Linked DNA regions of Homo sapiens: regions 2, 3, 4 and 5 are each linked to region 1. A link is a loop called in an ENCODE intact Hi-C map of the cell type or tissue named here. Cell type or tissue: PC-9. All regions are shown on one strand.

What was found. Hi-C counts contacts between places; a loop is a spot of excess contacts. Peaks named below come from ENCODE experiments on the same cell type or tissue, not always from the same donor. Only the 100,000 strongest peaks of a DNase experiment are listed, where the experiment ranks them.
Region 2: a loop joins it to region 1, with 2.8 times the contacts of the local background. A loop is called at or near these places in 5 of 110 quality-filtered maps.
Region 3: a loop joins it to region 1, with 11 times the contacts of the local background. A loop is called at or near these places in 49 of 110 quality-filtered maps.
Region 4: a loop joins it to region 1, with 21 times the contacts of the local background. A loop is called at or near these places in 40 of 110 quality-filtered maps.
Region 5: it touches region 1 in a loop (8-fold over the local background); 9 of 110 quality-filtered maps call a loop at or near these places.

What each region holds. Positions count from the first base shown.
Region 1 is chr7:54,772,139-54,777,138 of GRCh38, forward strand. The region is part of intron 1 of SEC61G-DT (SEC61G divergent transcript); the gene reads left to right. Among named protein-coding and RNA genes, the nearest start is that of SEC61G-DT, 15 kb to the left of the region's middle. RefSeq lists a silencer at 2,114-2,273. In PC-9, a CTCF peak has its summit at 2,152 (motif pointing right); DNase peaks (open chromatin) are centred at 1,833 and 2,193; H3K4me3 peaks cover 949 bases; H3K27ac peaks cover 879 bases.
Region 2 is chr7:55,183,698-55,188,697 of GRCh38, forward strand. All of the region lies in intron 20 of EGFR (epidermal growth factor receptor), which reads left to right. All of the region lies in intron 1 of EGFR-AS1 (EGFR antisense RNA 1), which reads right to left. Among named protein-coding and RNA genes, the nearest start is that of EGFR-AS1, 2.8 kb to the right of the region's middle. RefSeq lists an enhancer at 1,904-2,677. In PC-9, no CTCF peak of the experiment used is centred here; DNase peaks (open chromatin) are centred at 1,965 and 2,724; H3K27ac peaks cover 2,629 bases.
Region 3 is chr7:54,837,909-54,842,908 of GRCh38, forward strand. No RefSeq gene overlaps it. Among named protein-coding and RNA genes, the nearest start is that of SEC61G-DT, 81 kb to the left of the region's middle. In PC-9, CTCF peaks have their summits at 1,903 (motif pointing left), 2,105, 4,017 (motif pointing left) and 4,218; DNase peaks (open chromatin) are centred at 463, 1,803 and 4,553; H3K4me3 peaks cover 398 bases; H3K27ac peaks cover 1,519 bases.
Region 4 is chr7:55,413,169-55,418,168 of GRCh38, forward strand. All of the region lies in intron 6 of LANCL2 (LanC like glutathione S-transferase 2), which reads left to right. Among named protein-coding and RNA genes, the nearest start is that of LANCL2, 50 kb to the left of the region's middle. In PC-9, CTCF peaks have their summits at 2,223 (motif pointing left) and 2,430; a DNase peak (open chromatin) is centred at 2,213.
Region 5 is chr7:55,268,639-55,273,638 of GRCh38, forward strand. No RefSeq gene overlaps it. Among named protein-coding and RNA genes, the nearest start is that of ELDR, 16 kb to the left of the region's middle. In PC-9, CTCF peaks have their summits at 2,625 (motif pointing left), 2,826 and 4,266; no DNase peak of the experiment used is centred here; H3K27me3 peaks cover 2,542 bases.

The DNA.
Region 1 (5,000 bases):
TGCAGTGGCGCGATCTCGGCTCACTGCAAGCTCCACCTCTCGGGTTCACCCCATTCTCCTGCCTCAGCCTCCCAGGGAGCTGGGACTACAGGCGCCCGCTACCACGCACGGCTAACTTTTTGTATTTTTTTTAGTAGAGACAGGGTTTCACCGTGCTAGCCAGGATGGTCTCAATCTCCTGACCTCATGATCCGCCCGCTTCAGCCTCCCAAAGTGCTGGGATTATAGGCGTGAGCCACTGCGCCCGGCCCACAAATCTGTAACTTTAAAAAATGATAAATTAGACTATCAAAATTTAAAATGTTTGCTCCCCAAAGGATACTATTAATAATATAAAAAGGCAGGTCACAAACTAGGAAAAAAATAACGATATATATATGTGACAAGATACTTTTATAGAGCATCATATATAAAGAAATCTTATGATTCAATAATTAGAAGATAAATAACCCAATTTTATAAAGTGAGAGAAGCAAATGAATTAAACAGACTTTAACCAAAGAATATATACAAATAGCCAATAGCCACATGCAAAGATGCTCAGCATTATTAGTTAGCAGGAAAATGCAAATTAAACTCATCATGAGTCACCTCCACACACCCATTAGAATCAATGTTCAAAAGGATGATCATACCAGATATTGACAAGGACATGGCTCAGCCAGAGCTCTCACTGATTGCCGTGGGAATAGAAAATGGTGTAACTGGCCAGGCGCGGTGGCTCACACCTGTAATCCCAGCACTTTCGGAGGCCGAGGCAGGTGGATCACTTGAGGTCAGGAGTTCAAGATGAGCCTGGCTAACATGATGAAACCCTGTCTCTACCAAAAATACAAAAATTAGCCAGGTGTGGTGGCAGTCACCTGCAATCCCAGCTACTCGGAAGGCTGAGGCAGGAGAATTGCTTGAACCTGGGAGGTGGAGGTTGCAGTGAGGTGAGATCGTGCCACTGCACTCCAGCCTGGGCAACAGAGCAAGACTCCGTCTCAAAAAAAAAAAAAAGAAAAAAAGAAAAAAGAAAATGGTATAACTATTCTAGGAAATACTTTGGCTGTTTTTTTATAGTTAAATATCTACTTACTCTACCAGTAATTTGCTTCTAGGTATTTACCAAGAGAAATGAGAACATTTGTACACATTTGTTACACACATTTGCTCATAGCAATCTTAATAGTCAAAAACTGGAAGCAAGCCAGGTGCCCATCAACAGGAGACTGGGTCAATAAATTGGGGTATATTCATACAAGAGAATAGTACTGAGAAGGAAAAATGAATAAGATACTGTTAGATTTAACAAAATGAATAGATCTCAAAAGTGTTATGTTAAATGGAAAAAGCAAGTATTTACACAGACACAAAAGAGTACATGCTATATAATTCCTTTTAGATGAAATTCTTAAAAGTCAGAACGGACATAAAGCAGATCAGTGGTTGCCTGGACAAGAGCTGGGGTGAGCTTGCCTGTAAATAGGTACAAGGGTACTTTGGGAGGTGATGGAAATCTACATGTTGTGTTGAGGTTGACTGGGTGTATACATTCGCCAAAACCCCTTGAACTGATATAAAGGTGCAGTTTATTGAATATAAACTACACCTCCATGCAGTTTTTTAAGAAGAGTTTATGTGTATTTTCTCCTGTTTGAGCTTTGAAAGAACATTCCAAAGCTCCTAAATGCTTTGGAATCCCAAAGCTCCAAAAATGTTTTCTATTAGAAAACATTTAGAAGTGCTCAAAGTAGCAAAAGATTTGCCTAGTTTTATCGGAAGTATGGAGAAAAGACACAAGATGGCGGTGTTACTCAGAGAAAGCAAAAGTGTATGGCGTCTTTCTCAATAAAGTCTCATTTCACCTGGCAGTTCTTCACGTCATTGACACGATTGTCCTCAGTACTTTCTTCTCCAGGTGCTTATGGGAGTCTTCTCTAATATACTTAATTACTGTCTACACTCAATAACTACGTCACGGATCCTTTAAACATCTCAAGAGCTTTTGTTTTTCTGTTGTTGTTGCAAATAAAAGTGAAAAATGTAAATAGTTTGCAATCCAGTAATCTATTTCGTTATTAGGGAGACTCATGTCTACTGCGGTTTGTTACTCCATAATGGAAGCCCCTGAGAAGTCGCCTTACCTCTGGGAAGAGCGCTTTGCTTCCCAGAGAATCTGATTCGCATTTCAGGCAGTCAGCCACTGGAGGGCAGTGCAGAAGCGTGAATGCCCTCACCTGCTCGGAGGCGGGAAACCCTGCAGCAACTGCGTCTTCTAAGGGAGCCTAGGACCAGGTTATTAGCAGAGGGGAAAAGAAAATGAATCCATTCTGGAAACCATCCGTTTGATTCAGAATGTTTTGTGTAAGACAGTATTTCTTGGGCCAGGCACAGTGGCTCACGCCTGTAATCCCAGCACTTTGGGAGGCCCAGGCGAGCAGATCACTTGAGGTGAGGAGTTCAAGACCAGCCTTGCCAACGTGGTGAAACCCCTTCTCTACTAAAAATACAAAAATTAGCTGGGTGTGGTGGCATGTGCCTGTAATCCCAGCTACCCAGGAAGCTGAGGTAAGAGAATCGCTGGAACCCGGGAGGTGGAGGCTGCAGTGAGCCGAGATCATGCCACTGCACTCCAGCCTGGGCGACAGAGCAAGACTGTCTTTAAAAAAAAAAAAAAAAAAAAATTATTTCTTGGTAATTACAAAGTTGTGTCCATCAGACGAACTCTAGAACTCTACAGATAACTGTGGACTCTAGCCTCCATGTACAGAGCAGCTAAGTGCAGACTGGAGAGAGGGCAGGCAGGGGCCGGCCGAGGGCGGGGTCCTACAGGAGGAGGAGGTGCCGGTGAACCTCCCATTTCCACGACTTGTACTCTTGGGGCAGCCCCTGGTCTGTGCCACGTGGATGGTGAAAGCTCACATGGAGAACATCCCACTGCCTTGAAGAACCAGAGGACAAAGTTTAGGACAACCGCAGTCACTGGCTGGGGGGCGGTGTGGGGCAGGGATCGGGGACTGACAAACAGAAGAGCCGGGAGACAGGGAACCTCAGACCATGAGTAAAGGCTAACTTCCTAGCTGGGCCATGCATGGACCTGACAAGCTTCCCTCGCTAAGGCCCAACCCTGCAGCCCTGATGGCCCTGCTGCCCCACCCAGGTTCCACGCACTGTGGGGAGATAAGCGGAAGCTGGAAGAGGGAAACCCTGGGCTTACAGCCTGGTTCTGCTCCCAACCACTACTGCTAATGTCTTGAGCTTGTTACCAAAGCTCCCTGAGCTTTAGTTTGTTTTCCAGAGAAAAGATGAAACCAGACCTCTCTCCTAGGGCTGCTTTTGAGGACTACCAGGGATAATGTGTGCAAAGCGCCTGACACAGAGGGCTTCACTCTGTCATTAATTTGCTTCCCACCTCTTGTTTGTGGTTTCCCTGGAATCTTGTGACTAACTCCTGTTGCAGGAAGTCAGGGACCCCAAACGGAGGGACCGGCTGAAGCCATGGCAGAAGAACGTGGATTGTGAAGATTTCATGGACACTTATCACTTCCCCAGTCAATACCCTTGTGCTTGCCTATGCCTGTCTTTACTTTAATCTCTTAATCCTGTCAGCCAAGGAGGATGTATTTCGCTTCAGGACCATGTGATAATTGCGTTAACTGCACAAATTGTACAGCATGTGTGTTTGAGCAATATGAAATCTGAGCACCTTGAAAAAAGAGCAGGATAACAGCAATTGTTCAGGGAATAAGAGAGATAACCTTAAACTCTTGACCGCCGGTGAGCTGGGCAGAACAGAACCATATTTCTCTTCTTCCAAAAGCAAATGGGAGAAATATCTCTGAATTCTTTTTCTCAGCATGGAACGTCCCTGAGAAAGAGAATGTGCGCCTGGAGGTATAGGCTTATAAACAGCCCCCCCGCCAGGTGCACCTGTCTCTTATGGTCGAGGCTGCAGAGATGAAATATACTCCAGTCTCCCATAGTGCTCCCAGGCTTATTAGGAAGAGGAAATTCCCACCTAATAAATTTTGATCAGACCAGTTGATCACAAAACCCTGTCTCCTGATAAGATGTTATCAATGACAATGGTGCCTGAAACTTCATTAGCAATTTTAATTTCGCCTGGGTGCTGTGGTCCTGTGATCTCGCCCTGCCTCCACTTGCCCTGTGATATTCTATTACCCTGTTAAGTCCGTGATGTCTGTCACCCATACCTATTCACACACTCCCTCCCCTTTTGAAAATCCCTAATAAAAACTTGCTGGTTTTTGTGGCTTGTGGGGCATCATGGATCCTACCAACGTGTGATGTCTCCCCAGGACGCCCAGCTTTAAAATTTCTCTCTTTTGTACTCTGTCCCTTTATTTCTCAAGCCGGCCGACGCTTAGGAAAAATAGAAAAGAACCCACGTGATTATCAGGGCAGGTCCCCCGATAAACTCCGTTTCTGAGATCAGTTCTAGTGGCAACCCTCCAAGTCAGCTAGGCCTCAGTTCCTGATCTTACCCGTAAACGCAGTGAGTTTGCTTCTCACAAGCTTTGGTTATCTTGTCTGTCTCCCTTTTTGAAATCCAGGTTTGAAGACTATTCGGCCATGCTTTTGCAGTGAGCACCAGCTTGCTAGAGCCCCTGGGGGGCCGCAGCCAGCAAGCTGGAGAGTTACCAATGTTCCAAGAATGTTTCAGAACCACTTGCTTTGTCAAAGCTTGGCCTTGTGGACTTCCCGTTTTACATGAGATTCTCTAGTCTTTGCCCATCTTCATTTCCTATTGCCTCCTATATATTTTTTTCTTTTTCTTTCTTTCTTTCTTTCTTTTTTTTTTTGTCAGTGGCAACTTTTACATGATTTTCTGTGATCATGCACACAGGGACTAAAAGCACTCACTCTCTCTGCATCTGGGACCCGTCCTCTCCTCTACCTCTCACTGCAGTCAATGGTGTTTGCTCCTCTGCCCTTTGCTCTTGCTGGGCCATGGTGACAGCTTCCTGGCTAGGTTCTCTGCCTTCATTCATGGC
Region 2 (5,000 bases), 410 kb after region 1:
CCTGGTTTTAGTTTCTTCTTAGCACATATTGCCCCAGAATATCTGGTTGGTTTATGGCTTACTTGAGTTTGTGCCTACCTGTCCCAACCGGGAGGTGAGCCCTGGCTATTCCCCAAACCCGGCCCTGCATGTGGGAGCTGCCCTTCCTCCGTTCATCAGAGGGGGCCAACAGTCCACAGCTGTTCTTAATCATCTCCCAGTAACCCCCAGCTCCACAAAGGTGACTCCTTACATGGTGGAGAGGTGGTCGGGCCATCCGTGTGAAATGTGTATGTGACCGTTTTCCTTAAGGGGCACGTAGTCTTGGCAGGTTTCGCTCAATATAGGATGAGCTCAGGACTCCAGTGGACTGTGGATTCAGATCTGGATTCTGGCGCATTCGCCGTGTGAACGGGGGCACGTTGCTGGCCTGTCTGCGCCTCGTCTCCCGACTGTGGAGTGTGTTCTGCCCCTTGTCTTTCTGGGAGGTAGGGAGGGCAGTGAGCCCCTTCGCATCGCCCACCACAGGCCCAGCACATGGCTGATCCCCACTGAGTGTTCTTTTCCTCCTTTGATCCCCTTTGGCTGACCTAGGTTGGAGCAGCCACTAAAATATACCCAGAAACATCTTCCTAATCTACATCTGTGCCAACCCTCATTCCCTGGCGCAGCATGACCATCACATGCCCGCCATTGTTCCTGATCTCTGCTGCTCATGACCTGCTCTCCAGCGCTCCTTCTCATGCTCACATTCCAGTTGGCCTGACCTAGATAAGTGGAGGTTTATTTGACCCCAAAAATTAGCCTTCTACAAACGAATATAATAGTGTCCATTACAGAGAATAAACTTAGTGCGTGTCCCATTTAAGCAGAAGTTACTGAAAGCCTGAGTTTAAGTTTCCAGGGCCTGAAAGTTTTCCATGACAGTTTTCTGCATAATATTACCTACAATTTCAATCTGTTATTTAAAGCCATTCTTGTGTTTGTTGTACTTTGATTAGCTTTATTTTGATTTGAAGTCCTTTTACATTACGGGCAGTTAACGCTTTGTCTCTGTTAGATTTGCTTTTTAGTTCACAAGAGAAACCTCATTCCTCTGTATTTGAATAGTTGCAATGATGGAACAGCTGTCCCTGGAGGGAAATGAAAACAGTGATTCCCCAAATTGTGACAATAGAAATTTGCTCTTGGGTTACTTACAATGTATCTGAGTATTAAAAAATTTTCTTTTTAAACGTTTGAAGTAAAACTACCCAGAAACACTTAGTGGCTGACCAGAAACTAAACTCCTGGCATCCTCAAAATGGGATTTATTGGCTTATAAATGTCCTGTGTTGACTCACAAAGGCACAAACTATCTAGGTAAGTTTTCTTCTAAATGTTGATGGGAGAGCTGGCCACTGTTATGCAAGTTTCATTGTCCTGACTAAACTGCCAAAGAGATTACATAAAATTATATCAACTAGACAAAAGGAAAAAGGAAAAAAAACAGAGGTGTCTTGGGAGGAATCCATATGAGACCAGTAGACCATGAGAGAGACATCCCTTGCCATCTACAAGGAAAATGGATTTTGTTCTCCATATGCAAAACCATCTCAGGAGCTTGCGGAGACACCACTTGCTTACTAGCCAGAAAGAGCAGGTGCCTCCTAAATTCCCCACACAGGAGCTCACAGTGGCTTTCATGCACTGGGATTAAGTTAGACTTAAGAAAGCCTGTCTACTCTTCCTGGGATTTACAAGCCAGCTAGTAAATCCCAGAATAAATCACACGGCACAGTCATCCAAAGATCCCGTCATCCGTGCCGTTTGGAAAGCCCTGCTCCTGTGCCACCCTCTCCCCGTGGAGCCTCCCATGCCCAGGACTGCAGAGTCCTGCCATTCAGACTGCAACTCATCTCACATTCTTCCAAACTATTTGGACAACAGAGCTTTCTCATCACCTAATGCAGATTACAGTCTCACAGAATTGAGTGTTCAGGCAGACACTGATGTGGTTCTGTAGTACAGCAAACAATATCAGTTTACAGTCCTGAGGCCAGGCCTGGTGAACAACGCACGGTAGCGGTGGGGCAGGGTTCTCAGAATGAAACTGGCTTACACATGGCACTCTCTGACCACAACTGTATAAGCACCAAACTACACTTAGTTCCATCTATGAGGTAAAATTTAATGCAGATGAACATCAAAGAAAACGTCAAAGGCTCCTTTTTACAAGTACGTGGGCTACTTAATTTGGTCCAAGTCCATTTTAAAAAGCCCTAGGTGCTTTCACGGCTCTGCTACTGACAAGAAGCCCCAGTGCCTGTGAGCTGCTAATGGGAGGGAGAGGAAGATGAGCTGAGTGGGCCGGGCTATCCCGTCCACACCGGGAGACAGGGAAGGAGACTCCAAGCTGGTGGTGCCAGCACATTCCAGGCCACTCAGGCCTATTCCTAGGTGCCAGGTCACGAAAACCACGCTGACAGATCGTGCTGTGTGCGTGTCATAGCACACAAGCAGGACTGTGAGAGAGTGAAAGTGACACTGGGTGGAGCACTGAGGAAGGGCCACAGTGTGTTGGTGGAGATAGGCTGTCATGGAGAAGAGACCCTGGCTTGCTCTACATTGCTTCCAATGCAACTGCAAGGCAGGTCCCAGAGGGCTCCGGCCTTCGTCATCCAGGTTTGCTCCCTCCCCTCATGGCTTTCCCATCCTCAGATGAGGACTCGGCAGAGCCTACCCCTGCTGACTAACTGTGGCCCCAGGGTGGTGACTCAGCCCTGCACCTCCTGATCCCGTCTGCACTGGGCCAGAGAGGATGACTTACCCAGCACGTTCACATCACACAGCTTTGTGGATTCCTAGGTCCAAGGACCAGAGATTTCAGTTATGTGAGTTATTTTTTTTATTTGTTCTTGCGTATTCCACAAAGGGTCGCAGCTAAACTTAACCTAATGATCACTTTAGTATATCACTAAAAAGACAAAGCTCACAGTGCTGTTGAAGCACATTCATCATCTTTAGACATTTTGACTAGTTATTTCTTAAGCATTTACCTGCTAGTGTTAAGCATCACATGAAATACATATAGAAGTAAGACAAAATTTCTTATCTCCCCAAGTTTGCCAACAAATACAGAGCAGGAAGGGAAGCAGGTCAGAGCAGGAGGCGCAGCTATAGTGAGGCCACCATGCAAGGCACAGGGAGGGTGAGCTCCAAGTTTGAATGGAATGGGTCTGTCAGCCAAGCCCCCTGGCTCTGGGAAGATAGCAGTGAACAAGCCAGATGGCCCCTCACCCTCCAGAGCCGTGAGTCCTGCAGACCAAACAGCGTGACAGGTCCTTTCCCTGTCCAGGAGGCCTCTGTGGGTGAGAGTTGGCTGCGGACAGGGCGTGAAGGCACTTGAGGGTGGGGAAGTGACTCTGACTGGGAGATGCTGAGGACAGGGAGGAAACCACCAGATAAGGGACACTGGGGAGGAGGGGTGGACCCCTCAGGGCCAAGCACATGGAGCCTCATCACAAAGGCAAGATGGTGGCCAAATTCAAGGTCGCTGCAAAAGGAATGGAGAAGAGAGAATAGATTTGGCATTTGGAGGAAATGGTGACAATCATGAGCACCTACCCGGGACTCTCCATGGGTGCTATCTCTACATAAACTCATTCCACCCTCTGATTAATCCATTCTACATATGGGGAAACAAAGGCATGCGGTGTTTACGTCACTTGCCAAGATCTCAGGATTTGATCCAGGTGGCCTGGTTCCATGGTGCAGCCTCTCAGCCTGCATGGATGCCCCAGCTCAGAGCATGACTCTCAGGACAGGGGTCCCAGCAGCCCTCCCTCCCTGAGCAGCAGGGTGCCCGTGCTGCACCACTTCTGTCTAGGAATAGGACATTCTGACACTTTCCTGCCTCTTCCGAGGTCTAGCACTTACTCTATGCCTGCCTGGGAAGGTGGCAAGCTGGCCTGAGGAACAGACTCTTCCATTTTTTAGGGAGCTCAAGGCCACAGATGCTCTGAGATCTGGAGTCCAGAGACAGGAGCGGAGGCTTCTCCTGGTGACCACTCTGCTTAAAAACTTCATCAGATCCGTAGTTTCAGAGCCCCCCTGAACCCCATCCCTTACCTCTACCAGTTGCAGGTGGGTCTCTGGGGTGGGGCTGCCCTCCCCACCAGCACCCCAAGGGCTAAAAGGTTGAGGGGAGAACACCATCATTTGTACAGGGGGATCCTGGAAGATGAGGCCTGAGAAAGCCCTGCGGGGCCCCTCACCTTCTCCCTAGCTGTGGCCAAGAGTGTCTGGCCTTGCCTGCCTCAGGACCAGCCCAAAGTGGAGGTGAGAGGTGAGCCCCAGCCCCCAGGGGAAGGGTGATGGTGGTCTTGGTCTCAGCATGGTTCTGGTAGAGGTGGGTTATTTTGAAGATGATGAACCTTAAGCCTCTTTCTGATCTTGCTTTAAATAAATACTTCTGAACAACAGCAACAACAGAATAGTGTTGATAGGAAAGCCCTCCACTCCACCAGAACCACGCGGCCTTCTCGTCCTCCCCTCCTCCACTTCCTTCCTAAGTCACTGCTCCATGAGCTCTTCCACAGGAGATTTACAAAATAGAACACAAACAATCCAGTTCCCGCCTCTCACTCTGAACTCCTCCCAAGACTCGTGGGGTGCGGCAGCCCCTGGGAACACCCAGCCCTTCAAGGTCAAACACAGCCCCCGCCCCTCACTCTGGGGTACCCTGCCAGAATAAGCCCCGACAGCCATGTGGAGCAGAGCCTTCTTTTTTGTAAGTGGAAGTTCCAGGCTGGCTTTTCAAATCCCCTTTTAACCTCAGTGCTGTATTTCAAAATTCATTCCAGTTTTCCTGTAGTAATTAACAAAAATAAATATTTTAATTTCAATTAAAGTGAGGGTCTCGGAGAAGAAGCAGGAACTGAGTTTCCTGAGAGGCCCCGCTGAGGCTTTGTTGATATTTCTTCCTGCGACCTCTGCTCGGACCCTGGGAGCTCACAGGCCGTATCGCAGCTCTTATCTTT
Region 3 (5,000 bases), 66 kb after region 1:
TTGCATTGATGCTGTTCCTGAGCTAGGGATTCAGAATTAAGCTGACGGAGCCCACGCCACGTGAACTCCAATTCCCACTGCAGTGTCCTTGATCCACACTGACATTCCAGAGCACCCCCGTTCCGCTCTGCAGCAAAAGTTAAGACACCAGAAGCCTTTGTAAATGATCCCTGAACATTCAAGCATGTTCCTCCAGTCAAAAACCAATACAATGCCAAGGATTTACAGGAATTGTTTTGGAAAATTATATACATTGAATTAGCCCACTCTTGTTCAAAATCATTGCACATCCACTCTTGGATAGAACAGTATAATGCATGTAAAGCACTTGTCAATCCAGACAGCTATATAAATCTTAGTTATTTTTATAGTATAATTGACAGAGCTCTCATCTTGAGTCATCTAGCAAATAATTTATAAGTGCCTACTACATGCCAAGCAACATTCTGGGCCCTGGGGATAAAGGAAGGAAAACAGATAAAAATTCCCCAACCTAATGGAACTTGTAGTAAGGGAGGAGAAAATAAACAAGACCAATAAGTAAAATAACTTGTGCATTAGATAAAAAGATATGCAAGAGAAAAACAGAACAAAAAGGAGGGGTATATATACTGGGGAGGGTGAGAACTTTAGGTAAAGTAGCAAGGAAGGCCTCCCCCAAGGGTGATAGCTGGGTAAAGTTGAGGCCAGTGCAGCTGCAGTGCCTTGAGGGGTTTGGGAGGTGGGCGGTGGAGGGAGTAGGAGATGGGGCCAGGGATAGCAGAGCCCAAACTGTCTAAGGGAATAGCCTTAAGGGACATTTTAATGATGTTGGCTCTTACTCTGGGTGAGATGGGACGTCACTGTAGGACTCCGAACAGGGAAACGGCACAAATTTTAACTTCATCACTGGCTTCTTCTTTGAGCTCTTTCTTGACCTCGGTTGTCTTGTCATTGAAAAAAAAGGCAGCAAGTGTGGTTGTGTGCCAGGCCTATCCTCCCACTTAATCCCGCTGTTAGATTTTATGATCTCTGCTTTATTTTAGAGGCTAACGAGGGTAAGTATCTGCCTAGAGTCATGGAGCTAGTAACTGACGAAGCTAAGGTGGAATTGAGTCTGTTATTTTCTGTTCTAATAACCGCATCACCTTTCACAAAATAAATGCATCTATCAGAAGAATTGGTGGACCAATCTTGGGGACATGGGGAGGCAAAGTTGAGTCACAGAGAGCCCTGGTTGAAATATAGGTTCCATTTGGACAAAGTTCAGTTTACAAGGGACTTTCACATCCATGCCTCATTTGATAAGCATGATGGTACTAAAGCACCATTGCCCGGATTGCAGAGGAGGCACTTGGTAAGGTGTAGAAAGCAGAATTTCAGATGATAGTCCAACACTGTATTCTTCGCAACCTTCTCACTGCTGGACACCCAAGGACTCAGTAAGAGGGAACAGGAGAAAGAACATGACTTCAAAACCTAGCTCAGATGTTACCTGTCAAGTTAAGAATTAGAAACACAAGTCCTGCAACTGGGCTTATGAACACAGTTGATCCCTGGGAGGTGGGGTGATCCCCAGGAGAAAACAGGCAAATCTGACTCGGGTCCCACACACTGCAGTCATTATTTTACTGTGTCTTATAGGCTGTGCTTTGCTTTACGGGCTTAGATCTACATCTAATTTGGTTCCCCTTCAATATTTCAATCTTCATTCAGGGCTCTGCTTCCCTGGGTCCACCCACGCCCTGTGTCCCCAGCTTGACCCGACAGCTTCCATGAGTAATCGGGTCTCCACCCTGGGGATACCCTCCCATCTGCAGGCTGCATCTGCACTTGGCTTGGGACAGCCTTGGCCAGGGCTGCAGGGTGTTCCCTCGTGGCCGCCTGCCTCTGCTCCCTGCCCTTTGCCTCCCTCTGGTGGGCACAGTGGCCATCCTGGCAGCAGGGCTTGGTCAGGGCCTTTGAAGTGACCTGCTGTGTCAGACTCTTTGGGGCTTAATGTGGGTCAAACTCATCTGCAGAGCTTGTTTTGAACACACATTGCCAGGCCCCAGCCCCAGAGTGTTTGATTCAGTCAGCCTGGGGTGCATCCTGATAATGTGCATTTTTAAACAGGTTCCCAGGTGATGCTGATGCTGCAGCACACTGAGGAAGCCACTGCTGCAGTCCCACCAGTTCACGGAAAGTGGCTGCAGTGTGCAAATGTTTCAGAACTGCTGGGGCAGAGACCAAGGCCCTTGTTCCCTGAAACATTGATTAAGACGCCTAGGCTTCTCTGATGCCTGGGTCCATGTATTTAACAAACGTTTATTGCATACACAATGCGAGGTGCAACACAGTAGGCACAGCAGTCATGACACACCCCCAGCACCTCACAGTCAGAGGAAAAACAAGGACAAAAGAGCCACATTTAAGCAGAATTAGATTCCAAGCTGCAGTACAACATTTTTGAGGAACTACCCCCCTCCAGGATTAAAGTGTTTACTTTGGGAAAGTCCTTCTAATAATGGTATACTTCCAAATTCATCAATAAAAGACTTCAGCAGTTAAAAAATAATTATCATCAAGGATAACATTTTCAGACTACTGACTTTGCTCCAGGTCCTTTCAAAGTGTTGATTCATTTATTCCACACAACAGCCTATGGAAGTAGATTCTGTTATTTCCCCCCATGTTACAGATGTGAAAACTGAGATACAGAGGGTTAAGTGACCTGCCCAGGACCACACAGAGAGGAAGAGGAGAAGTTAAGATTCACACCCTACCGATCTGGACGTTATAGTCCATTCATAAAATGATTGTGATACATTTGAAAGCTAAAAATGTTTTTTTTTCTGTTGAAAAAGTAACAAACACATGTATAAAATCTGAAATTTAAAAGGAGTTACAATATTTTCAAAATTCCGCCATGTCCCCACCACCCAGAGAGCTGCTGTTTACCTTCTGGTCTGCCAACTTCTTTAGGAACAAGAGAACTGCAAATATATGGTACCCAATTGAGATACAGAAAATTGTTGTAATCTACATTTTATATAATGGTGCTTAGAAATACAATCTACACATAATTATACAAAATGCATGTCTATTGAAAAAAACTGAATAACAGTAGAAAGAACAAAATAAGAATCATTCAATACTTCAGGATTACAAATTCATACTCCAAGAGCTTACGAGAATTAAATGGAAATTAAAGAACATCTGTATAGATGCAAGATAACGAGATGAGGAACATGTCTCTACATAAATATTCACTGAATTCCTGATTTTCATTTTTACACTGACATTTTTACTTTGTGCCTTTATGTTATCATTGAAGATGTCCCTTCAGATACTTCAGATATTTTACTTTACATTTTAATGGTTTTAGTGTGGTGGAGACACCCTGAGAAGCTACTCAATCTTTCTCATTCAGTAATTTTCTATTTTTCATCTTAACTCAGGACAAAAAGACACAAACAGTTTATGATGTTAGAGAAAGAGTTGAAAGTAAAATTGGTAGACATATGGATTGTTAATTTCTCTAGAGGATCCCAAGGGAAATAGAAATATTTTAACTGAGTGTTTTACATTGTTAACTCAATGCTTTGTCATATGTTTTGCTTTGACCAATGCACTTGAAAATTTTCTCTAACTTGCTGAAAGGGTAATGTAGACAAACATCTTTGCATTGCTATTTATTTGCGTTTAAGTGCATGCATTCTGGTAATAGTGTTTCCCAAAGAATAGTTTGTGGACATTAGTCTCATAATGTTCCACAGAAGAAGGGCTCTGTGGTCTAACACGTTTCAGGAAACATTAATACCACAAATCCTCCTCTGGGTATGTGTAATATCTGAGAACTTCTAAAGAGGAAAAAATAAAGCCACTAGTATCATTAGTATCATACGTTTTGATGACTCTGAATGTCAGTTTTCACACTAGGTCACTTTTGTATAACTGTCAGAGAGACATGCTATAAATTTTGGGGATTTTACAGTACAATATTGCACATCATTCACACTGAAGTGCATATGTCACGCCCCCTGGAGGACACAGAGCCAAGGCCAGCAGGTCAGTGGCCTTGGTTTGCAGCAGTGTTGGCAGAAGCACTTTATTCTCTTTCCTCCATTTCCTATGTGTACTGGAGACGCAAAGTAAACCAGGTTGTCTGCCAAACTTGAAGGAAGCCAGAGAGTCCAGAAAACTGTAGGCTTTCCTGCACCCAGAGGGAGATATTACTCTTGGAAATAAGACTTTTTCAAACGATAACCTTCTAGGTGAAAGAAAGTACTATTTGAGCTTCTCTTCTCCAAACTGTTGGTCTTTCACAATGAAAAGAGTTTGGCCTCAACAAGTGAACAAGGACCAAGGGTAACTAAACAGCTCAGGCAGACACAAAAGCCTGGTTGTTGCAACCGAATTGACTTAGCATTTACTGCGTTTTAAAACTCAAATCCATTTGGTAAGGGGGCCTAATCATCTAAGAAAAACAGTCATGTGAAGAAACAGGATGCTGCATCTGATTGATTTATAAAAGCATCAGGTTACTGAAGTTTTAGCCAGCTCATAGGAAAAATACTTTCCCATTTACTCCCCATTTCCTTCACGTCAGGATAAACTCATTCCCACACTACAAAATATGCCTTCAAAATCCCATACCCTGCATGAGACCAAATTCTTTGGCTTTTGGAGGGCTTTCTCCACAGCCTGAAATTGATTCCTGACAGCAGTTCCTTTGTGGCTTTGCTCAAACAAACTCGGAATCTTTTGGCTCATGGCACCAGCAGTAATTGAAAGAAGATACCACCACTGTTTTGTACATTCATGGAGCTGCTCAGGAGAAATGTGCTTTCTTTCCTGATCAAGGCTTTACTGCACTGCAATTGTCTTTGGTCCCATGTAAGCATGTTTATCGTTCCTAACATCCCTTTTGCTGTTGTTGTTTAGTTGTTTTACTTTTTTATTTTTCAAGGATAATTTCAATAATATTGCCATGTACACAATGGCATGTTACATATAAATATGTCAACATAATGTCTATA
Region 4 (5,000 bases), 640 kb after region 1:
TACCCTCACTTTTACATTAAAACATAATTCTGTTCAAATCACTGCCTCCCTTTTTTAGAGTTTTGGAGCAGTTATAACTTCAGTGTCCTAGAGGGACATCTGTGATACAAATGTCCAACAATAACGTGTGAGCACAATATTGACTGTACAGACAGGGGCCCTCTGATACTTTTAAAACAAATATATAATTGCTAAAATGTGGAAGCTCCTTTTTGTCAAACTCCTTTTCCCTTCACTTTAAAGAGGCTCAGCCAACACAGCTGGGTGTTCCCGGTGGCTGATCTCTGCTGCCAGGTGTGCTTTTCCACTGTGTTTCAACTGAGCCCTGTGGAGAGCAAGCAGGTGCCAGGAACCAGGCTGTCCTGTGGGGACCCTTCCTCCTGGGCAGTTCCATTTTCATGAGTTCTGCAGACAGTGGCCACCATCTGTTTTCACCACTGCTGGCCACTTGGGAGCAAGCCAGCACGGCTCTGCCACTGACGGGCTGCAGGTGGCTGCGGCCAGCTCCTCCTGGCAGGGCTTCTGCATAGAATACCATTCAGACACCTTGCTTTGCCCTGCTGGTTCCAAAACAAATTTCTCTCCTCCAGAAAGCATAGAGCCAAAGATGTCAAGATCCCATACTTAGTCTTTAAAACTTAATTCTGTCCTCTACATTAAGATTCTTGAACATGAGGAACGAGGAGGAATATCAGAATCTTCTGGGGGTAGGAAGGCATCAGTGGTAATTTGAAAAAGCATATATATTTTGTATTTCAAAATAGCTAGAAGAGAAGATTTGAAATGTTCCCAGCATAAATAAATGATAAATGTTCAAGGTAATGGACATCCTGAATACATCATTACACATTGTATGCATGTATATCACATGCACCCATAAATATGTACAATTATTATATATCAATGAAAAATTTAAAAAGGAAAAAGCATATGTAATATGGTCTTAGAATTGGGGGTAAAAATACATCTTCTTCATAGTATAAACTACAGAAAATAAGTGTAGACTAAAGCTCTCTGCCAGCGGAGAAACAGACCCTGCGCCGTGGAGTCTGCACATCTGTTTGCGTCTCTGAGCAGAGGGCGAGGTTTGTGTTTGACCAAGGCAGGGGGTTCAGTGGGGGAGGCAAAACTAGGGAAGTACAGCTCTACACTGTTTTCTCTCAAGTTACAGTTAAGTTGAGAGGGCCTCCATTTATTAAAGCTGTCTCTTAAAATTAGGTAGGAAATGTTCAAGTTTTATGTAATAACAAGCTCTAACATTTTCTTCTCCTGGCATATGAAGTCCTAAGTTGTTCAGGCATGCTTATGAAGGTGTAAAGTGTTCAAGTACTTGAAAAAATATTATTAATTATCCTTTACAAAGAAAACTGTAAGTTCAGTCCAGACTCACAAAATTTATTTTCCCTCCCTGTAGATGCTCATCATGTGTTAGTATTTAGTAGGGTATATACTCTTCTGTGTAGGAACGTGTATTACTTGTTAATTTAAAGTTATGTGGTATTTTAGATGGCCTTAAAATGTAAAGGTTTGGCCAGACACTGTGGCTCACACCTGTAATCCCAGCACTTTGGGAGGCCAAGGCAGGAGGGTTGCTTGAGCCCAGGAGTTGGAGATCAGCCTGGGCAACATGGCAAAACCATGTCTCTACTAAAAAAAAATACAAAAATTATCTGGGTGTGGTGGCACGCACCTGTAGTCCCAGGTACCTAGGAGGCTGAGGTGGAAGGATGGTTTGAGCCTGGGAGGCGGAGGTTGCAGTGAGCTATGATCATGCCACTGCACTCCAGCCTGGGTGACACAGCAAGACCCTACCTCAAAAAAAAAAAAAAAAAAGAAAAGAAAAGAAAAAGGCAAGGTTTTAACAATATTCTACATTGTATTAGGAATTTTATTAATTGTGAATGATTTTCTAACAAATTACATCTGACAAAAAATCATGGGTAATGGTGGCAAATTCTTCCTTCTATTCACGTTTTGAGTTCTAGGGCATTAGGAATTTGTGTGGGTTTAGCCACTGTAAACAAATACATTTGTTAAATGAGATTGTATTTGGAAAGGTAAATGCAATGTCCAAAAAAAGCATATAATACCCCCACCAGGGTGACACGAGTGCAGTCCTTAGATGCTGAACTGAATCTGGCAGCAGCCACAGCATCACTGCTTGTGCCCACACGCCTGCCCTGGGAAGCCCCAGAGAGAACTGCATTGGGAGTGCCCCCTGGTGGCCAACTATTGTATATATGTCAGAAAATGCTTTCATACAAATTCTGTTCCCGAAGCTTGTTTGCAAGTTGATTATTTGAAACATGGAATGTTTTTCTAGGGGTATCAGAATTACTTGAAAAGTTTTTTTAAGCTATACTTTTTTTCCTCCTTACTCAAGATTCTGATACCTTCTTAATTTTAAGCATCACTTAAATAAATGTACCATAGTTTATCATTGTTTTTCTTTCTTTTTTTTGAGACACAGTGTCGCTCTGTCTCCCAGGCTGGAGTGTGCAGTGGCGCAGTTTTGGCTCACTACAACCTTTGCCTCCTGGGTTCAGGTGGTTCTTGTGTGTTAGCCTCCCAAGTAGCTGGGATTACAGGCACACGTCACCATGCCTGGCTAATTTTTTGTATTTTTAGTAGAGACGGGGTTTCACCATGTTGCCCAGGCTAGTCTTGAACTCCTGACCTTAGGTGATCTGCCTGCCTTGGCCTCCAAAACTGCTGGGATTACGGGCATGAGCCACTGTGTCCGGCCAGTTTATCATTGTTTTTCATCGGTTTCCAGGTTTTGGCTATTAGGAACAAGCTGCTATGAACATTCTTGCACAGGTCTGTCTAGAGACACATGTCTTCATTTCTTTTGGGTTAATATCTAGGAGTAGAATTACTGGATCGGAGGGTAGGTGTATGTTTAGTTTTAGAAATTGCCACTTTTTCCACAAGTTCTGGTTGTTCTGCATCTGCCAACACTTGATGTTGAAAGTCTTTTTAATTTTAATTATTTTGGTGGGTATTTCATTGTGGTTTTATTTGTATCTTCCTGATTGACCAGGGTTGATTAATGTTGCATGTGCTCATGGGCCAATTGTGTATCTTCCTTTGTTGACTGTCTCTTCATATCTTCTTCTTATTATTATTATTTTTTGAGACAGGGTCTTGCACTGTCACCCAGGCTGGAGTGCAGTGGTGGATCTTGGCTCACTGTAGCCTCGACCTTCAGGGCTCAGGTGATCCTCCCACTTCAACCTTCCAAGTAGCTGGGGACTACAGGCACGTGCCACCACACCTGGCTAAATCTTTTTATTTTTGTAGGGGTCTTGTTTTTTGCCCAGGCTGGTTTCGAACTCGTGGACTCAAGCAATCTTCCTGTCTTGGTCTCCCAAAGTGCTGGAATTATAGGTGTGAGCCACTGTGCCCAGCCTGTCTCTTCGTGTGTTTTACCTACATTGTTTTATTTTATTTTATTTTTGTCTTTTTGCTATTTTTGAAAGAATTCTTTATATGTTCTGGTTAAAGTCCCTCTGTCAGATATATATCGTACAAATAATTTCTCCCTGTCTGTAGTTTGCCTAATCATATTCTTTATGGTATCTTTTGACTAATAGAGTTTTAAATTTTGATAAAATCTATTTTTCAATGTTTTCTTTTTATGATAATTACTGTCTGTGTTTTGTCTAAGAAACCTTATCTACCCTCAGGTTATATAGATAATACTCTCCTTTAATCTTTATTGTTTTAGATTTTACCTTTAGGCCTGTGATTTATCTCAAATTAAGTTTTGTATATTACATGAGGTAACAAACGAGGTGGTTTTTTTTTTTTTTTTTTTTTTTTTTTGGAGACAGAGTCTCACTCTGTCGCCCAGGCTGGAGTGCAGTGGCACGATCTCTGCTCACTACAAGCTCCGCCTCCCAGGTTCACACCATTGTCCTGCTTCAGCCTCCCGAGTAGCTGGGACTACAGGCGCCCGTCACCACGCCTGGCTAATTTTTTGTATTTTTAGTAGAGATGGGGTTTCACCGTGTTAGCCGGGATGGTCTCTATCTCCTAACCTCATGATCTGCCCGCCTCGGCCTCCCAAAGTGCTGGGATTACAGGCGTGAGCCACCGTGCCCAGCCTGAGGTGTTTTTTTTTAACCATAGGGATATCTGATTGTTCCCATACCTTTTGTGGAAAAGACATTTATTTTTCCCATTTGATTGATTTTGGTTCCTCTATCAAAAATCAAATGACCTAATAAGCCTGGGTCTGTTTCTGGACTCTATTCAGTTACTTTGGCCTGTTTACCTACATGATATTACCACGTTGTTTTTCTTATTCTGCATTTATTGTAAGTTTTGAGATCAGGTAACTTAAGACCTCACTTTGTTCTTTTTCAGAATCACTTTGAATATTCCAAGTCCTTTGTATTTTCATATAAGTTTTAGAGTCCATTTGTCAGCTTCTAAAAATGGAGCCTATTGGAGTTATGAGTCAGAGTGCATTGAATCATTGAATCTCTAGATCCACTTGGGTAGAACTAACTGACATCTTTTTTTTTGAGATGGAGTCTTGCTTGGTCGCCCAGGCTGGAGTAGGTGTGATCTTGGCTCACTGCAACCTCCGCCTCCCAGGTTCAAGCAATTCTCCTGCCTCAGCCTCCTGAGTAGCTGGGATTACAGGTGCCCACCACCATACCCGGCTAGTTTTTGTATTTTTAGTAGAGACGGGGGTTTCACCATGTTCGCCAGGCTGGTCTCAAACTCCTGAGCTCAAGTGATCTGCCCGCCTTGGCCTCCCAAAGTGCTAGGATTACAGGCATGAGCCACTGTGCCTGGCCAGAACTGACATCTTAATAATGTTGAGTCCTTCTGCTCGCAAATGTGGTATATCTCTCCATTTATATTTTCTTTAATTTCTGTCAATAGTGCTTTATAGTTTTTGCTCTACAGGTCTTAACACATCTTCTGTTAAATTTATTCCTAGATATGTTATTTATTTACATTTTCCAATTATGTATTGCCAGTAT
Region 5 (5,000 bases), 500 kb after region 1:
AATTTGTCACCTTCCATGACAAAAGGACTCTGCAGATGCAAGGAAGGGTCTTGAGATGAGCAGATTATCCTGAATTATTCAGGTAGCACAGTGTAATCACAGAGTCCCTCCAGGAGTCCCTCCAGGAGAGGCAGGAGGGCCAGAGTCAGAGAAGGAGGGGTGATAACAGAGCAGGGGTCGGAGAGGACAGGAGAGAGATGCCAACCGACCTGGAGATACTACACTGCTTGCTTTCAGAGGGAGGAATGGGCCATGAGCCAAGGGATACATGTGACCTCCAGAAAGTGGAAAAGGCAAGGAAATGGATCCTCCTCTGGAGCCTCCAGAAGAAACCAGCCCTGCTGGCACCTGGATTTTAGCTCCATGAGACTTCTGACCTCCAGAACTCTAAGGTAATAAGTTTGTGTTGTTTTAAGCCTTATAGCAGCAATAGGAAAAAGTAATACAATCTCCCATTCTGGAAATATTTTGGAAGCTGTGAAAATTAGGGAATAGTCAGAATAATGAGAAACTAAAGAAAAGTTGGAGATCAAGGGAACATACCAAAGGAAATGAGGGAGAGAAGGACAGAAAGAGAAATCAAGAAATGCGAAGGGAGGGACTGATAAGACATTCTGAAAGTGCCTTATTCCCTGTAAAGGATGTATGCTGGCCTGGGGAAGACTATGACGTTAGAGAATTTAAAATGCAAAGCACATACAATATGACGACATTGGTTGTGGACCCTGAGCCTCTAGGAAAGGAGTCTAGCAATCCATTCAACAAATATTTCCACCATGTCATCTGACCGCACTTATGTGCCAAAGCCCCCTAGCTAGAGCTGCCATGGAAAGACCACATGAGGCCAGAGTCAGCCAGATCTGGAGATGGCCCAGGGCGTGTGTGCCAAGCAGCCACTGACATGGGCAGGACTTAGTTCTAAGACAGTCCAGGTGAATAATTTGGTCATCATCAGGTGGGAGAGACAACAATAGCTACTTTTTAGGGAGTGCTTACTATGGCCGAGCACTTCGGAGACTGAGTACACAAATGGACAATGGCCAGAGCATCTATAAGAGTAGAACTCCCACCCACCCCCTGCAGCCACCAGCCCAGGAGGCCAAGCCATCATCTACAGGAACCAGCCCAGCAGGCCAAGCCAACATCTACAGGAACCAACCTGACATCTACAGGAACCAACCTGACATCTACAGGAACCAACTCAGCAAGCCAAGCCATCATCTACAGGAACCAGCCTGGGAGGCCAGCCTGCTCCATGCCAGGCTGGTAAGAATTCAGATTGCTATCTCTAGAAATAATATGGGAAATTAAACAATACATTCTCTAACAATCAGACCCAAAGGGCCAGGACTTGAATAATAACTGACAGTTTTCCTACTTTTTGTCCCTGCTTCCAATCTAGGACTAACCAGAGAAAGCCCAGTATGTCCCCTAGCCAATCCCATGGGATGCCCACTTCTCACCAGCCGCCTCCGGCTTCCCCAGGCCCACAGCCTCCAACAGGCCTCTGAAGCCTCCCCTTTTCCATGATGAAGCTTCTCCACTCCTCACCTGCCTGTGAGTCTGTCAGGACACAAGTGATGGCCGCGGACCCCCTTGCTATAGCAGCTCTGAATAAACAGCCTTTGTCCTTGCTTGGGTGGTCTTCGTTTATTTCCACCCACTAAGGAAACCACTAAGGAGACACTCACTCAGAGCCGCCCCTGTGGTGGTAACTTACATGTTGGGTGACTGGTGGAAGCTAGAGGACCACTCTGGCTCCTGAGCTCTGCTCTTCATCATCTGACACTTGGATCTTGGAGAAGTTTGGTGAAATTGTTCTTCCAAAGCCTACCACCAACCAAGTTTGGAAAAGACTGAGCTAGAGTTTAGAAAACAGAGCTATAATCTGGGAGCCAGAAAAATCTATTGTTGAATGCCAGAACTGAAGGATTAAACTGGGGAAAACCACAGACTGGTCCCACAGACCCCCACAGGGATATTCCTTTCCAGCAATGGATATGCTTCAAAATGTGCCCAGGCTCTCCTGAGAGTTCCTCCGGGGTCTTGTCTCAGGCTGCCCAACACACTCCACACCTCCATGCCAGCACTAGACCCTCCTGGCCCTCAGGACCCCCAAGACCATAGACCCCCCAGGCTGAGCACACACAACACCACCAGCCTGTCCTTGGGTCTGACAGACTCTGGACCCCACACCTGACCACGAGGCCCTGCCTCAGAGTTCTGTGCAGCTACATGGGGGCTGAGACCCTCGTCCATCCCCCAGGGACCAGTTTCCCACCTTGGGCCTTAACTGCCTCCTTGAGGCACCCCCACACCCTACAAAATATGACATAGGCCTCCCAAACTTCAGAGCCTGGAACAAACACCCCACCCCTGGGAGATGAGGGCTTTGTCCTCACTCCTGTCTCGGGGTCACTTCCCTGAGCCCTGTTTCTTGTCCCGGCATTAATGGCATCTTGGGATGATGGCCAATGGGAACTCCCTCTCCCACCACCATCCCCAAAGACCACCACCCCATAGTCTAACGTGGTGACATCTCCCATGGTTCTCTTATTGAACTTGGAACAAACAGCTTTTAAATCAATTTCACAACTACTCCTCCTACACTACAGCACCCTCCAGTGGAGGAGAAGGCCACCGGGAGGCCCTGGGTTTCCATCCAAAGAGCAAAAATATTTAAAGCCTACAAACCTCCCCTCAAGCTCCACGAAGCCAAGGACACAACTTTAAGGAAACTAAGCTGTAGCAGCTGCCATCCCCACCTCTCCTGGCCTCTCCTTGCAGGCTTGGGTGGAGCCTGAAGGGGGTGAGGACATGCTGGAGAAAAAGTCACATGGGAAAAAAAAAAAAAAACACAGGCAAGACAAGGACGACTTGCCAGAAAGTCAAAAGCATGTTGACAGAAGGCCACCTTGGGGTGGGCCAAAGAGCCACACGATTATGGCCAACAAGCACCTCACGCAAGGAGAGGCCGGGCATGGGACACCAGCTCCCCCTGTGTAGCCCCATGTTCGTGACCATGCTGATCAGCCTGCAAAGGCAGTGATGGCGCTGGGAAGAGCATGCTGCACGAGAGGAAGGCCACAGCTGAACAGAGGCAGCCAGAGCATGCTGGGACCTGGAAATGGGAGGCACATAGTCCAGTTCTCCTGACAGCAGAAGGTTCCTGATGTTCTCTTCTAAGTGTGGGCACTGCGGCCAAGCCTGGACCTCAGATGCACGCCGTGGAGAGGCTGAGGAGCAGGCAAACTTGCACTTGTGTCCACGTGCAGCTTCCTCGTGCAGACCCCAGCACCAGACACAGTGCTGCCAGGCTGACAACCCAGGGCCACAGCCTCCTGCATAAACAAAACAGGCCAATCAGGGTGCCCCATGCCTCCAGACCCCACAGAATAGGATCCAAGCAAAAGCAACCAGAACGTCCATGAATAGGGGAGAGGACATTCGAGGACAAAATTCTCCTTCCTTACCCAATTGCCAACTGCAGGAATTGTGTGCACCTGGAGTGCTGGAGTTCATCTTTTCCACAGCAGGGAAGGTCCAGCCAGTGCAGAGCAGAGCTGAGAGGGCGGGAGGCTGACTTCTGGCAGGCACTGACAGCCTGACCCCACTGCTGCTGAAGAAACTCACTAAACTAGTTCTGAGAGTCAGGAAGGACCCTTTTCTTCCTGACCTGATTGTATTTGGACTTCTATCATTAGTCCTAGCTAGAACAGAGGGAAATCTGCCAATCTTACTTCTAAAATTAGGACATATATTGAGCACAGCCCCCCGGCTCCCACACCCTTCCCCAGAGTTCATGTGAAACAATGAACCTGGGGGCAGCAGACAGAGCATCCTCACGAGGCCTGGCGCTATGCCAGATGGGCTGGGCCACTGGGGCAGGGAGGGGGAGCTGCCACCTCACATGAGGCACATCAGGTGCCTTGGGCAGCCTCAGGGTGCCAAGATAGCCAGAGAAGCAGAAACTCCAGAAATGCCGTTTCCCTCCAGAAGGACTGGAGCCTCAGAATCAGGAACATCAGCCCTTTATCCCAAGCTCCTCACTCCAGACAGCAGGACATGCCTGCTTTGAGGTGCCACCCTCAGAAATCCAGTCATCCAGAAGTACAACCAAATATTGCTGGACAGAGCCTGTTTGGGACTCTATAAGGGGTTTCTTGGGCCAAGATGGAGCTATAGGACTGCTATGGGCTGAGCTGTGTCTCCCAAAACTCCACCTGCTGAAGCCCTAACTCTTCACGTGATTGTATTGGAGACCGGGCCTATCACCAGGTGATTAAGGTTAACTGAGGTCATGAAGGTAAGCCATGACCCAATAGGGCTGGTGTCCTTATAAAAAAGGAGGAGATGTCAGAGCTCTCTCTCTCCCTCTCTACCATGTGAGAACACAGCAAGAAGGTGCAGTCTGTCTGCCAGGAAGAAAGCCCTCACCAGAACCAAACCCTGCTGGAACCTTGATCTTGGACTACTCCAGCCTCCAGGACTGTGAGAAAATAAATGTCAGATGTTTAAGCTGCCCAGTCTATCAGGTTTTGTCATGGAAGCCTGAACAGACTGCAGTGAGGACGGCAAGGATCTCTGGGTAAATATCTCCCAGGGTGATTCCCTCCTGGTACTCGGATTTTCTGGACCTGAGAGAACACATCAGTAGCCTGAACTCTATATGCTAAAAGAAGAGGGCCTGCTGTGCCTGCCGCTGACTGCCTGTCAGACACCCCAGCGTCAGACAGGATCGGCATGGAAGGTCAGGTCCCTGCTATGTGACACCTGCAGACCTGTAAGGTGGATTTTACGGCCAGGAGCCCATCTTCCCTCACTGAAGAAGTCAGGACTGCTGGCACCAACCTTGAAGAAAATCAACAGGCAAGGTCCTGGTTCAGGACCCACTTTGACAACTGGGCCATGGTTTGGGGACATCAAGTGGGCAGAGTGAAGAGGGCCTTCCAATTCCAAATGCCCAGGGATGTCAGAGACTGGGCTGCAGCCAGGAACCT